2 separate regions of the Homo sapiens genome follow, and region 2 is linked to region 1. Evidence: read pairs that join two places in POLR2A ChIA-PET (ENCODE). Cell type or tissue: CD4-positive, alpha-beta T cell. All regions are shown on one strand.

Region 1 (8,000 bases):
TTCCATGTTGGGCCTGTGTGCTTGCTAACCCCTCTGCCTGGAAAGCTTTTCCCCTGGGCATGGCTTGCTCCCTCCCTTTGTTCAGATCATTGCAAATACTACCCTCCAAAGAGGACTTCCCACATACCCTATCTAAAATAACGGACACCATCACTCTCTAAGCAAACTTAATTTCTCATCATAGAGTTTATCATCCAATATTTGTTTACTGTTTGTCTACCCGACTAAAAAGCAAGCTCCAGGAGTTGGGTGCGGGGGGGCTGTCTTGTGGATATTTACAATCCCCAACATCATCTCCTGGGTCACAGGAACTCAATAAACATTTGTTGATTAAACAAACGGTGCCCCTGATAATAAATGACAAGAATCAAAGAAAAACACCAATATGCATACTTTCAAACAGTTTATTCAATAAAATGCGTATTAACAACTTCATAAATTTCCATCGTGCTGCCTTTAGAGGACTTTAGAGTAGGGTAGAATAATAGAGAAAGGGAGGGAAACTTGTTGCCTTCAGCACATAAATCCAATATATTTGAATATCTTATTTTACATCCATGTTGAGATGGAACCTAATGTCTCCAAAAAATAACAAATTTGAAACTGTTTTTATTCCTGTTAAATACTGGAATCAAACTTTATCCAAACAAGCTTAAAAGGAGAAGCAATATTCAGATGATAACCTAAGAATACACATTTGACTTAGCTCCCTGTTCCATTATCCCTCAAGATGATTAAATCAATATAAAAGAGAAAATTCAAGCATCATCAGAAATTAGAAAGGGGTCTCACCCTTCATCTGAAACTTCTGAATTTTCACAAAGGTATTTTGACATGAGACAAAAGAGAATCAATCTGCCCTTACATCGGCCATATCTGCTGTGCTCCATCCACTCCAAGAGCCTGCCTGCCAGTCTACTCCACTAAGGTGAGGCCCAGAAGAAAATGGCCCACACTTAATTGCTCCCCTCCATCAAATTCTCTGCACTAAATACCAACTGCAATCTTCAACAGACTCTGTCTATCCTCTGAGAGAAAGAGAGAATACAATCTCGTGTCAAGCTCTGATACAGCCTGTGCTATTTATCAACACTAAATAAAGTGTACAACCGTATCCCCTTATCCAGGTTTCATTTTTCAAGGTTTCAGTTAACCTCAGTCGACAATATTAAATGGAAAATTTCAGAAATAAACAATTCATAAGTTTTAAATAGCACATCATTCTCAGTAGCGTGATGAAATGTCACGCTGTCCTGCTCCATCCTGCCCACCCGGGACATGAATTATCCCTTTGTCCAGTGTGTCCACATCCACACTGTCTATGCTACCCACCCGCTAGTCACTTAGGAGCAGTCTCAGTTATCAGATCCACTCTCGCAGTATCACAGTGCTTGTGTTCAAGTAATCTTTATTTTACTTAACAATGGTCCCAAAGCACAAGAGTAGTGATGCTGGCATATTGTTATAATTGTTCTATCTTATTAACTATTGTTGTTAATCTCTTACTGCGCCTTATTTAGGAATTAAACTTTATCAGAGGTATGTATGTATGGGAAAAAAACATAGTATACATAGGATTTGGCACTATCTGAGGTTTCAGGCTTCCACTGGGGTCTTGGAACACATCTACTGAGGATAAGGGGAAACTACTATATAGGAAAAAAAATCACCAATCTTATGACACGAATTGGCAAATACAGAGGACTGGTGAAATTCTCAGAATTTCAGAGATAATGACCTTGAAATTCTTAACAAAGATGTGAAAGGCAAAACTACTTGCTTTTCTAAGATATAAGTTCTTTTTGTGGGGGTAGGTGGTGAGGTGGTCAGGCTTACCAAACCAGCACCTGCAATCAGGGTTAGAGATGACAAGACACTTTCAAGAAAACACGAAGCAAGTAATCAGAAAAATAAAGATACAGAGGCCATTAACAACATTATCCATTTTCCCTTCTCCTTCTGGGCATAATGAAGAATTTTACTTTCCTTTTCCCTGTTGAAGTTAGACACAGTCATGTGACTTCTGTTGGTCAATGAAATGTGAGGAGAAGTGACCTATAAATTTCCACAGATGCGGGCGGGTGCAGTGGCTCATGCCTGTAATCCCAGCACTTTGGGAGGCCGAGGTGGGTGGATCACTTGAGATCAGGAATTTGAGACCAGCCTGGCCAACATGGTGAAACCCTGTCTCTACTAAAAATACAAAAATTAGCCAGGCATGGTGGCGTATGCCTGTAATCCCAGCTACTAGTGAGGCTGAGGCATGAGAATTGCTTGAACCCGGGAAGCAGAGGTTGCAGTGAGCCGAGATCATGCCACAGCACTCCAGTCTGGGCGACAGAGCGAGACTCCATCTCCAAAACAAACAAACAAACAAACAAAAAACTTCCACAGATGCATTTAATTGTTGGGCTCTGAACCTCTCTCTTCTGCTGTCTCAGTAATTGATGACTCATAGTGCCTTTACAGGAAAGACAACTTTCCCTGAAAGGTACAAACTTGATATGAGTGAGAAATAATAATCTTTGTGTTTTAAGCGACTGATAATTGGAGGATTCTTTTCTTATTGCAGCATAAGCTAACCTACCTTGACTAGTATATTAGTTATTTGAAAATTCCAATAAAATTATCAAAATTCAGCAAATCAAGAAAATCTGACAGGGGCAGGTAGTTTAAGAGATGGACAGAAAAACATACAACTATGACATCAATAGTGAGAAATGGATTATAACTACAGAAATAAAGGTTTTTTTAATGGAATGTGCCTTTGGAATCAGTAATCTCATCTCAATTTTTAAAGATTTTTAAATAGCAGGCTACCTCTGCAAGGATGCACTAAAACTTATAATACTGTTTGCCTCCAGAAAGGAATACTGTATAGCAACTTAAAAAAAAATGGGAAGAAGAGACGTCTGGTTTCTGATCTGACCTGAAAGAAGCTTGGAAGTCATCACTCCAAAATAAGTAAAAAGCGAACAAATTGAAAAAACAACAACAACAACTAATCTTAGCTCCTTAAAAGAAATGAGGTCATAAGGCAAACCACTGCCCCACTGCCCCCCAAATTGGAGGGACATACAGAAGGATACAGAGAATCACAACTTACCATAGTAGAAACCCATGAGCAGAAGGTTGAGGGAACCAGTGCAAGGGAAGAAAAACCTGACCTGTAATTGACAAATTGTTGGAGGATCAGTGTAAGAAAGTCTGAGAGTCAAAAACTCCAGGGAACCCAGTCAGAAGGGGCCTATCGCACTTTTTCTGACTTTTACCTCCAGGAGCTTGACCTAAGTTCTCACAGTGAATATCAGAAAAATCCCCCCTACTTCCAAAAGAGAGGAAAAACAACCATTTTGAAATGCACCACAACATTCTGTTTTTAACAAGGCTTGCCCTCAGGAGAAACTATTTAGCCAGAGACTAACTTGCTAACTACCCCTAACTAACTTGGGGGTAGGTTAATACCTAATCCCAGTCAGCCTTAGCCTTCCATGTGGAGGAAAAGAAATACCTAACTCTAGGCAGTTCTAGCCTTCCATGTGGCAGACAGGAAATACCCAACTCTAGCCTACTCTTAACTATACTGTCCCACCTAAGGGAGTACTGAGAAGCACTTGTGAAGCTGATAATCCAGAGGCACAGACTCACTAAAAGACTGAGATCTAATCAGAGGACTATAGAAGACCTCCCCTTCCTCCACACCTTGCCACCACATTATAAAACCCTATATTAAACAGCTCCTTTTACACAGTACATCATGTCCAGCTACAAAGAAAAGATCACAAGGCATACTAAAAGGCAAATAATGTAGTTTGAAAAGACAGAGCAAGCATCGGAACAAGACTTAGATATGGCAAGACATTGGAATTATCAGATCAGGAACTGAAAACAACTCTGATTAACATGCTAAGAGCTCTAATCAATAAAGCAGATGACATAGCAAAAAATATATATATCTGAGATTGAAGATATCTCAATAATAACCTCAAAAACTGGAAAGCAAAGAGTAAAAAGAGTGGGGGAAAAAAAAACAGAGGACGAAACACAAAACTCAAGAACTGTGGGACAATTACAAAGAGTGTAACATGTGTGAAATGGGAGTACCAGAAGGAAAGGAGAGGAACAGAAGAAATACTTAAAATAATAATGACTGAGAATTTCCCCCAAATTAATGTCAGATATCAAACCAGATACCCAGGAAGTTAAGAGAACACCAAGCAGGAGAGATGCTGAAAAAACAAAAAAAGCAAACAAAAAACCTACACTTAGACATGCCAAATCATACGCAACTACAGAAAATCTAAGATAAAGACAAAATCCTGAAAGAAGCCAGAAGATAAAAACACCATACCTATAGAAGAACAAAGATAAGATTTACATCCCCAGAATTTCTCCCCAGAAACCATGAAAGTAAGAAGAGAGGGTTGCTTCCAAGATGGACGAATAGTAACAGCTCTGGTCTGCAGCTCCCAGCAAGATCAACGCAGAAGATGGTGATTTCTGCATTTCCAACTGAGGTACCTGGTACATCTCACTGGGACTGGTTGGACAGTGGGTGCAGCCCACGGAGGGCAAGCCGAAGCAGGGCAGGTCGTCACCTCACCTGGGAAATGCAAGCGGTCAGGGGATTTCCCTTTCCTAGCCAAGGGAAGCCGTGAGTGACTGTACCTGGAGGCGCAGTACACTCTTGCCTAAATACTGTGCTTTTCCCACGGTCTTCGCAACTGGCAGACCAGGAGATCCCCTCCCGTGCCTGGCTCAGCAGGTCCCATGCCCACGGAGCCTTGCTCACTGCTAGCGCAGCAGTCTGAGATTGACCTGGGACGTGGGAGTTTGCTGAGGTGCATCTGCCACTGCTGACACTTGAGTAGGTGGTTCTATGCTCACAGTGTAAACAAAGTGGCAAGGAAGCTCCAACTGGGCGGAGCCCACCACAGCTCAGCAAGGCCTACTGCCTCTCTAGATTCCACATCTGGGGACAGGCCACGTCTGAATAAAAGGCAGCAGACAGCTTCTCCAGACTTAAATGTCCCTGTCTGACAGCTCTGAAGAGAGCAGCTGTTCTCCCAGCACGGTGTTCGAGCTCTGATAACGGACAGACTGCCTCCTCAAATGGGTCTCTGACCCCTGTGTAGCCTGACTGGAAGACACCTCTCAGTAGGGACTGACAGACACCTCATACAGGCGGGTGCCTCTCTGGGACGAAGCTTCTAGAGGAAGGATCAGGCAGCAATATTTGCTGTTCTACAGCCACCGCTGGTGAAACCCAGGCAAACAGGGTCTGGAGTGGACCTCCAGCAAACTCCAACACATCTGCAGCTGAGGGGCCTATTAGAAGGAAAACTAATAAACAGAAAGGAAGAGCATCAACATCAACAAAAAAGACATACCCACCAAAACCCCATCCGTAGGTCACCAACATCAAAGACCAAAGGTAGATAAAACCACAAAGATGGAGAGAAGCCACAGCAGAAAGGCTGAAAAGTCCAAAAACCAGAACGCCTCTTCTCATCCAAAGGAACACAACTCCTCGCCACCAAGGGAACAAAACTGGACAGAGAATGAGTTTGACAAATTGACAGAGGTAGGCTTCAGAAGGTCAGTAATAACAAACTTCTCTGAGCATGTTCTAACCCATCGCAAGGAAGCTAAAAACTTTGAAAAAAGGTTAGACGAATGGCTAATTAGAATAACCAGTGTAGAGAAGAGCTTAAATGACCTGATGGAGCTGAAAACCACAGCACGAGAACTTCATGAAGCATACACAAGCTTCAATAGCTGAGCCAATCAAGTGGAAGAAAGGATATCAGTGACTGAAGATCAAATTAATGAAATAAAGTGAGAAGACAAAATTAGAGAAAAAAAGAGTGAAAAGAAACGAACAAAACCTCCAAGAAAATATGGGACTATGTGAAAAGACCAAATCTGCATTTGATTGGTGTATCTGAAAGTGATGGGGAGAAGGAAACCAAGTTAGAAAACACTCTTCAGGATATTATCCAGGAGAACTTCCCCAACCTAGCAAGGCAGGGCAATCAAATTCAGGAAATACAGAGAACAACACAAAGATACTCCTCAAAAAGATCAACCCCAAGCCACGTAATTGTCAGATTCACCAAGGTTGAAATGAAGGAAAAAATGTTAAGGACAGCCAGAGAGAAAGGCTGGGTTACCCACAAAAGGGAAGCCCATCAGAATAACAGCGGATCTCTCTGCGGAAACCCTACAAGCCAGAAGACAGTGGGGGCCAATCAACATCCTTAAAGAAAAGAATTTTCAACCCAGAATTTCATATCCAGCCAAACTAAGCTTCATAAGTGAAGGAGAAATAAAATCCTTTACAGACAAGCAAATGCTGAGAGATTCTGTCACCACCAAGCCTGCCTTACAACAGCTCCTGAAGGAATCACTAAACACTAAATACCAGCCACTGCAAAACATGCCAAATTGTAAAGACCATCAATGCTATGAAGAAACTCCATCAATTAACAGGCCAAATAACCAGCTAGCATCATAATGACAGGATCAAATTCACACATAACAATATTAACCTTAAATGTAAATGTGCTAAATGCCCCAATTAAAAGACACAGACTGGCAAATTGGATAAAGAGTCAAGACCCCTCAGTGTGCTATATTGAAGAGAACCACATCACGTGCAACGCCACACATAGGCTCAAAATAAAGGGATGGAGGAAGATCTACCAAGCAAATGGAAAGCAAAAAAAAAAGCAGGGGTTGCAGTCCTGGTCTCTGATAAAACAGACTTTAAACCAACAAAGACCAAAAGAAACAAAGAAGGCCATTACGTAATGGTAAAGAGATCAATTCAACAAGAAGAGCTAAGTATCCTAAATACATATGCACCCAATACAGCAGCACCCAGATTCAAAAAGCAAGTTCTTAGAGACCTATCAAGAGACTTAAGACTCCCACACAATAATAATGGGAAATAAGAGAGGACACAAACAAATGGAAAAACATTCGACGCTCATGGATAGGAAGAATCAATATCATGAAAATGTCCTTACTGCCCAAAGTAATTTATAGATTCCATGCTATCCCCATCAAGCTACCACAGACTTTCTTCACAGAATTGGAAAAAACTACTTTAAACTTCATATGGAACCAAAAAGAGCCTGCATAGCCAAGACAATCCTGGGCAAGAAGAACAAAGCTGGAGGCATCAGGCTACCTGACTTCAAACTTTACTACAAGGCTACAGTAACCAAAACAGCATGGTACTGGTACCAAAACAGAGATATAGACCAATGGAACAGAACAGAGGCCTCAGAAATAACACCACACATCTACCACCATCTGATCTTTGACAAACCTGACACACACAAGCAATGGGGAAAAGATTCCCTATTTAATAAATGGTGTTGGGAAAACTGGCTAGCCATATGCAGAAAACTGAAACTGGGCCCCTTCCTTATACCTTATACAAAAATCAACTCGAGATGGATCAAAGACTTAAACATAAGACCTAGGACCATAAAAATCCTAGAAGAAAACCTGGGCAATACCATTCAGGACATAGGCATGGGCAAAATGTCTAAAACTCCAAAAGCAATGGCAACAGAAGCCAAAATTGACAAATGGGATCTAATCAAACTAAAGAGCTTCTGCACAGCAAAAGAAACTATCATCAGAGTGAGGCAACCTACAGAATGGGAGAAAATTTTTGCAATCTATTCATCTGACAAAGGGCTAATATCCAGAATCTACAAAGAACTTAAATAAATTTACAAGAAAAAAGCAAACAACCCCATCAAAAAATGGGCAAAGGATATGAACAGACACTTCTCAAAAGATGACACTTACGCAGCCAACAGACATTTGAAAAAATGCTCATCATCACAGGTCATTAGAGAAATGCAAATCAAAACCACAATGAGATACTATCTCACGCCAGTTAGAATGGTGATCATTAAAAAGCCAGGAAACAATAGATGCTGGAGAGGCTGTGGAAAAATAGGAATGCTTTTACACTGTTG
Region 2 (8,000 bases), 130 kb after region 1:
TCTTCCCCACCATTTGCATTAGGAAATTCTGTTATATAGTTTTTTTCCATACAAAAGCCAACAAACAAAAAGCCCTTTGGTATCTACCCACAGACTACTTAGCAAGGCCATGTCTTAATATTATTTTATGCCTTCCACAGCAGCCATCCATCCATCCACTGCTCTGCCTTCTGACCCCCTTCTCTAAATCAAAGTGGCTACTTTTTTACTGCTCTCCACATGGGCCAGCAGTGGCCTGCTTTTGCTTTGCCCCAGATGCTATCCTCCCCTACCAGGGCATCTTATTCTTTGGTTTAAGTCCTACTTTAGTTCTGCTTTCTTTTACCAGGAATTCAGAGAGTTATTAATCTTTTAAAATAGCAAGCACTCCTTCAGAGCTGTTAGGAGACTTAGAGTTTATTACAGTTAGATTTAAATCAGTGCCACTTTACATTTTTTTATTCCTTCCAGTTCTTTATAACCTTCCCAAAATAGTAAATCATGTTCTCTCCATAGTGTGGGAAATTCTCCCCAGTCTTCTTCTGTCTGATGTATATTTTCATTATTTGTTCCAGAATTTTATAATGGTAAAATATTTTTTATAAGAAAAAGTATTAGACCTGGAAGGAACTTCAGAGATCATCTGCTCAAACTACCATATTTCGCAATTGAGAAAACCAGGATTCAAAGAAGCTTAGTGATTTGCCCAAGGACATTTCCTAATTGTCAGCAGAGTGGGGTTAAGAACCCAAGGTTCCTGAAGTACACACGATTTCCTTCAGAATTTTTAATATAACATATATGGTGAAGGGAAATGAGTTCAGTAATTACTTATTACTAATGAAATGCAAAGTGTTTTAATCCCAATATAAGGTTATAATATTTTTCTTTACATTCTTTTTTTAGTAAGAAAAATGTAGTTTTGAACCATCATATAATACTAGAACTAATTAGGAGAAATTTAAATCCTCTTTGCTTTATATAAGTATAGTATATATTTATTTAGCAGAATAAATGTTTATGGTTGAAAATGGCTGGGTGCAGTGGCTCATGCCTGTAATCCCAGCACTTTGGGAGGCCGAGGCGGGTGGATCACCTGAGGTCAGAGTTCAAGACCAGCCTGACCAATATGGCGAAACCCTGTCTCTACTAAAAATGCAAAATTAGCTGGGCATAGTGGCACATGCCTATAATCCCAGCTACTTGGGAGGCTCAGGCAGGACAATCACTGGAACCTGGCAGGGGGAGGTTTCAGTGAGTCGAGATTGTGCCCCTGTGCTCCAGCCTGGGTAACAGAGTGAGACTCTGTCTCAAAAAAAAAAAAAAAAGTTTATGGTTGAAAACATTATTTAATGTATAGTTATGTTGCTTAGAAAATTCTGATTATTCACTGGGATCCTACCTTTGAGTTCTAAATAAGTATCACAAAAATTATTTTTTAAAAAGTTAATATTAAAAGTATATGCCCAATTTGTATGTCTTATTGAAAACATCTTTGAAAAACAGTACTTTTGGTGTGGTATGTGGTAGGTAAGACTTTGTAAGTTAAGTAGTTGTTCACTGAATGTTAGCATCTTTTTTTTTTAATGTTCATATGGCCTTTTTTGCTGTTTATAAATTGTATAAACTATGTTCACTATTTGATCCTGTCAACCAATATTAGGAGTAACCACTGCATTATATTTACATTTGACTCTATGATAATATGTAATATTCACATTTTGACTCTCTTTGGGAGAAATAAAGAATAAATGTTAGTTCCCAGGCCAAAATAACAGTTGATACTTTCTTCTGCATCAACATTGCATCTGTTAGACTGGAATGAAAACAACACATATTCTGATTAAAGGCTATGTTTTATACTTTTCAAGTAATTATTTTCAACTTTTTTTCCTTTTTTTTTGAGACAGAGTTTTGCTCTTGTTGCCCAGGCTGGAGTGCAATGGCGCGATCTCAGCTCACTGCAACCTCCGCCTCCTGGGTTCAAGCGATTCTGCCTCAGCCTCCTTAGTAGTTAGGATTACAGGTGTGTGCCACCACGCCCAACTAATTTTGTGTTTTTAGTAGAGATGAGGTTTCTTGTTGGCCAGGCTGGTCTTGAACTCCTGACCTCAGGTGATCCGCCCGCCTCGGCCTTCCAAAGTGCTGGGATTATAGTTGTGAGCCATTGTGCCTGGCCTATTTTCAGTATTTTTGTTTAAATTTTGTAAAAAGGTAAAATAAATGATTTTTGAAAATAGCTGGAGTTGTTTTCATAGAGTCTGTGGTTATAGGACTATTTAACTATATATTGAGTAAAATCTATGCTATGTCAAGTTTTATTCAGTTGTCCCTAGTAGAATATATTTCTCTTTTAATTCTGTATACAGTATGAGTAACTCCAGTTTAAAACACTGGTATTTTAATGAGTTTAAATTGTACTGTTATATATTATGATACATATTTTTCTTCTGGCTGTGGTTTAGTTTTTAAAATTTTTGATGTCCATTTTAATTTTTAGAAATAAAAGCTTAAAAATATGGGTGGAAGTAGATTTCAGTTTGATGATTATCTTGGTGAAAGTATAGTACCTGTGAAATGGTGGTAATAATTTGATTCTTTATTCTATTTTGATTGTAGCTCCTTTTGTAAGGAGCATTTGTAAAATTTAGTTGCTTTAGAGTTATACAAATCCTTTTATTACCATTTATTAACTGTTTGTTGTTTTAGGACCTGATCCCAACCTTGAAGAAAGTCCTAAAAGAAAAAATATTACATATGAGGAATTAAGGAATAAGAACAGAGAGTCATATGAAGTATCTTTAACACAAAAGACTGACCCCTCAGTCAGGCCTATGCATGAAAGAGTGCCAAAAAAAGAAGGTATGATAGTTTAGTCTGAATCACTTTACTGTTGAGGATTGGAAACTAAAACATTACTTTAAAACAATACTATAAAAAATTAATTAATATGTGATTTAACTCTTCAAGCAATTAACCAAAGTAAAATATTTTTAAAATAGTACTTTACAGTTATCAGTTCTTTTTTTTTTTTTGAGACGGAGTCTTGCTCCGTCGCCAGGCTGGAGTGCAGTGGCACGATCTTGGCTCACTGCAGCCTCTGCCTCCTGGATTCAAGCAATCCTCCTGCCTCAGCCTCCCAAATAGCTAGGACTACAGGCCCCCACGCCCAGCTAATTTTTTGTATTTTTAGTAGAGATGGGGTTTCATCATGTTGGCCAGGATGGTCTCGATCTTTTGACCTTGTGATCCGCCTGCCTCAGTCTCTGAGAGTGCTAGGATTACAGGCTTGAGCCACCGTGTCCGGCCAGTTTTCCATTTTTAAGGTGTTCCAAAGGCCATTTTGTGTTAGAAAATAATGAAGTCAAGGCCAGGTGTGGTGTCTCATGCCTGAAATCCCAGCACTTTGGGAGACCAAGCTGGGTGTATCACTTGAGGCCAGGAATTGGAGACCAGCATGGCCAACATGGCGATACCTTGTCTCTACTAAAAATACAAAAATCAGCTGGGCATGGTGGTGCATGCCTGTAATCCTAGCTACTCGGGAGGCTGAGGCAGGAGAACTGCATGAACCCAGGAGGCAGAGGTTGCAGTGAACCGACATCACGCCACTGCACTGCAGCCTGGATGACGGAGCGAGGCTCTGTTCCCCCCTCCCCCCGCCAAAAAAAGGAAGAAAATAGTGAAGTCCAAATAGTAAGTCTTAAGACAGCAAGATTAGTTTAACACAGGGTAGAGACATACTCATTTGACTGTTTCTCTCTTACAACAAATCTCCTTGGAGATCTGATAGTCTTATTTTCCTAATGATACATCTATCGCATAAGTTGCTGTAGTGACCTGAGGTTGGCGTTGCGCTGTAATACCACTTGTGGCCTAACCACAGAATGATTGAGTAATGAGATTGATTTTCTTGTACATTTGGGTTTTTCTCGTGTTTTTTTGTTCTGTTTGTTTGTTTTTTCTTTTTGAGATGGTTTTATTCTGTCACCCAGGCTGGAGTGCAGTGGTGTAATCATGGCTTACTGCAGTCTTGACCTCCTGGGTTCAAGCAGTCCTCCTACCTCAGCTTCCTGAGTAGCTGGGACTACAGTTGTATGCCACCATCCCTGGCTGTTAAAAATTTTTTTTGGTGCAGTGGGTTTTTCCCTATGTTGCCAAGGCTGGTCTCAAACTCCTGGGCTCAACCAGTCCTTTCACCTTGGCCTCCCAGAATGCTGGGATTATAGGTGGGAGCCACTGTGCCTGACCTTTCTTGTACATTTGTGAATTTGAAAGAGTTATATGCCAGCTTCTAAGGCATTTCTTAAAGATGAATTTTTAAATCCTGGTTTCTTTTAAGTCTTTTTGGAATAGCTATACATTAGCCAAAGTAAATTTTTTGATACAAGTTTACCTCTAAAGGAAGAGGACATTCGAATAGGGTTTTATAGCTATTTCAGTATAGGGTTTTATGATTTTCTCTTAAGGAATTTCAGAGTATGTGTCATTGTTTCAAGATTTTCTATTTACTACTTTAAAAATGGAAATAATAGGTCTTTGGTACCTTCTTGAAGGTCATATGCCACAAAGAATGCAAAAATACATGAAAGTCCTTAGTATTTGTTGTTATGGTCATTTTTTAGAGCTAATTTTATTTTTAATCATTAGCGGTTGCTTCGTTTGGAGTTCTGTTTTTATAACAATGATAGATAATATCTGCATCATATTATTGATGTAAAAAAAATCTACCTTTGAAATGAATTAGGGATGTACCATACTTTTGAATGTTTGTCATCAAACAACATTTAGCATAAACTGCATCTAGTGGCCATTGCTCTGTAATATGTAAAGACTTGTCGGTACTTTGTCCTGCTAATTAATTTGAGGATTTAGATTGTAAGCTCTGTGAGGGCAGAAAGTAATATTTTTCTCATTTTTGTAATCTTTTCTATTATTGTCTGCATAGCATAGTACTTTACACTGTATCAGAAATTGAGTATTTTGGTTTAGGCTTCTATGGTAATAGAGGTTAAGAAAGGAAATTTGGTAGACCTTTAACATTTGCTGGATTTTGACATTTTTGATTTTTGACTGAAGTCTTCAAGTTCTGTTACATGACACAAGAATGTGAAATGATTTTTTCTTTTTTTGGGAAAAGCTGGTTTTTTGTGTGCTTTATATAATTTAAAGAAAAGACTTGTTATGAAATAGTTTCAGTCATTTTCTGAATTATTGTTGAAATTAGTACAGGGTAGATTCACATGGTCAGAAAGTGTCACTTAAAGTTTTCACCTTTAGCTTATGTGGTTGATATTTATCTAATTAGAAATTAAGACCCAGAAATTTAAAAAATTCAAGCACATATTCCATTAGCTGCCAGAGCAATGTCACCACACATCCTGTAGCTTCTAGAAAACCATGTAACATATACTCATGAGGGAATGAGAGCAAGGGGAAAAGGCAAAATGTGAAACATAAGGATATATAATGTCTTAGTATAATAATGAAATAATTTTGACTTCATGTATTCCCTGAAGAGTCCACACTGTGATAACTGCTGCTTTATATTGTTATGATTACTCACAGACAGAAGCTATGTGGAAGAGAAGCAAAAAAGTAAAGGAGTAGAATAGACAGCGGAGCATGTTTTAAAATGTAAAATATAGAGTACCTGTAAAATGTAGTAGTATTTTCTTCTTATAGTAGTATTTACAGCCCTGAGAGAGAAGATTGAATTAATTACAACTTGAACACTTGACCATTTCTACTGCTGTATTTTTTGTGAAAAACGAAAATTCAAATGTTTGTTTTATTATTTCCCACTATTTTTTTTTTTTTTTGTATATGGCTTAATATGTGCCACACTTAGGTAGTATGGTAAAGATGTAAAGGTACCTAGGCTTTGGATCTAAACAGACCTATACTCAAATCTCAGTTCTTGTTAGGGCTTGTACCTTGGGCAAGTTACTAATCTTTTTTCTCACCATTAAAATGAGAATTGTGTTTAGAAGTTTGTTATGAGGACTAACTATTTATGTAAAATTCTAGATACAATGCATTTGTCCAACCCCAAGTTCACAAAAGTCTGGTCATCCCCTTTTTGTAATTATAATTTGACTCTCATGTGCTTTTATTCAAATGAGAGAGAAACATAACTTTTCATCATAGCAACAAACTTAAAATAATGTCTTTTACTTATTATTGCTTGGAATCATCAATTATTTATGCTTTTTTCCTAGTCAAAGTAAACAAGTATGGAGATACTTGGGATGAGTGAAAAATTACATCATTGGACATGAAGGAGTTTCAACATCCAGCTTCATCTAGGTGGTCATGATTACCTGCATGCTTTGAGCTCAGCAGCAGTCTTCATAAACACATTTAAAACAAGATCCTGGGTTTTTGTGGTTTGACTTCTATGGTGTTTTAAAAAAACACAGATTTTTAGTGTTAATATTGTGTAAATGTACTCACCTTAGGGATTCATTTGAATGATGGTATTATACCATGATTGTATACAGTTTGTGAAATTGTTGCAAGGGCAAAGATAACTCTTAAAAAACCGTCGAGATTACAATGCTCTAGAATCAGCATATAAGAAAATAAATGATATCTGCATGTTGAATTGGGGTGGATGGGGGGAGCAAGCATAATTTTTAAGTGTGAAGCTTTGCATCAAGAAATTATTAAAAAGCTTTTTTTCTCCAGTATTTTCTGTATTATCTTAATGTTTATGGCAAATAAAATGTAAAGGAACATGCAACAGCCCTCATCTTCCTTGATTTTATGGTTTTATTGTTTGTAATTTATTGATTTATTTTTAAGCTAGTTATAATCATGTAGGTATAGGAAATAAAGTCATCTATAATATTTCTATAATATGGCTATAATATGGCTATAAATCTATAATATGGCTGGAGGCAGTGGGCAGTGGTTCATGCCTGTAATCCCAGCACTTTGGGAGGCCGAAGTGGGAGGATTGCATGAGTCCAGGAGTTTGAGACCAGCCTGGGCAACAAAGCGAGACCCTGTCTTTACAAAAAAATAAAAATTAGCTGGCGATGGTGTCGTGTGCCTGTAGTCCTAGTTACTTAAGAGGCTGAGTTGGGAGGATCAGTTGAACCCAGTGGTTCTGGGTTGCAGTGAGCTGTGGTCACACCACTGAACTCCAGCCTGTGCGACTGAGTGAGACCCTGTGTCTAAAAAAATAAAAATATAATGAATGTGATTTATGTAGATAAATTGATAATATAGTAAATAGGTAAATGCCTTAAAAAGCATTTTTAAAGAATTTGTAAATTCTAAAACAATAAAAATTTGGTATACATCACAGAGACTGATATTATGTTAAAAAGAAAAATTGGTGTACAGTGACCCTTCGTATCTGTGGGTTCCGTATCTGCAGATTCAATCAACTGCAGATTGAAAATATTTGAGGGAGAGAAATGGATGGTTGTCTGTACTGAACTCTTGTTATTCCCAAACAATACATTGTAATAACTATTTACATAGCATTTACATTAGGCATTACAAGTAATCTATAAATGACTTAAAGTATATAGGAGGATGTGCATTGGTTATATGTAAATACTACACCATTTTATAGTGGACGTTAGGAACCTGGACCAATAGACCCCCACCTAGTCACATTTTAGAAAGAACACATGGGATGGGAGATACCGCAGCCATCTTTCAGTCTATCATTTGGCAGCTGTAATTCACATCCCTTTCCTGAGGACCTCTGTTTCCTATGCCATTACAAAAGCTCAAAGTCTAGGAGCTGATCATCTAATCAGGATAAGGTATGGATGAGGCTCCTTGGGTAAAGCTTCATGAATAAAAGCGTCATGAATACCATTTCTCTGTCTGAAGGCCTGAACTTAAGAACTTATCTGCTTTGTTCACCTGTTAGGCATAACATCACTACTCTGGAGATTCCCATTCAAAAAGAGAAAAGGAAAGGCTTGGCTTGCAATTCTGAAGTCTAGCCAGCCTAATGTGGCTGTTCTTTGGGGCCTAGGTATATTCCCTGGGGGTTG

What was found. Peaks named below come from ENCODE experiments on the same cell type or tissue, not always from the same donor. Only the 100,000 strongest peaks of a DNase experiment are listed, where the experiment ranks them.
Region 2: POLR2A ChIA-PET joins it to region 1 with 5 read pairs; 2 of 35 experiments call an interaction of 5 or more read pairs at or near these places.

What each region holds. Positions count from the first base shown.
Region 1 is chr4:48,724,325-48,732,324 of GRCh38, forward strand. The region is part of intron 1 of FRYL (FRY like transcription coactivator); the gene reads right to left. Among named protein-coding and RNA genes, the nearest start is that of FRYL, 52 kb to the right of the region's middle. In CD4-positive, alpha-beta T cell, no CTCF peak of the experiment used is centred here; a DNase peak (open chromatin) is centred at 4,747; H3K4me3 peaks cover 876 bases; H3K27ac peaks cover 670 bases.
Region 2 is chr4:48,854,525-48,862,524 of GRCh38, forward strand. OCIAD1 (OCIA domain containing 1) reads left to right here. Exons shown (of 9, transcript NM_017830.4): 8 at 2,689-2,841; 9 at 6,201-7,291. The coding sequence ends at 6,238. OCIAD1-AS1 (OCIAD1 antisense RNA 1) reads right to left here and starts at 5,679. Exons shown (of 2, transcript NR_146806.1): 1 at 5,633-5,679. In CD4-positive, alpha-beta T cell, no CTCF peak of the experiment used is centred here; no DNase peak of the experiment used is centred here.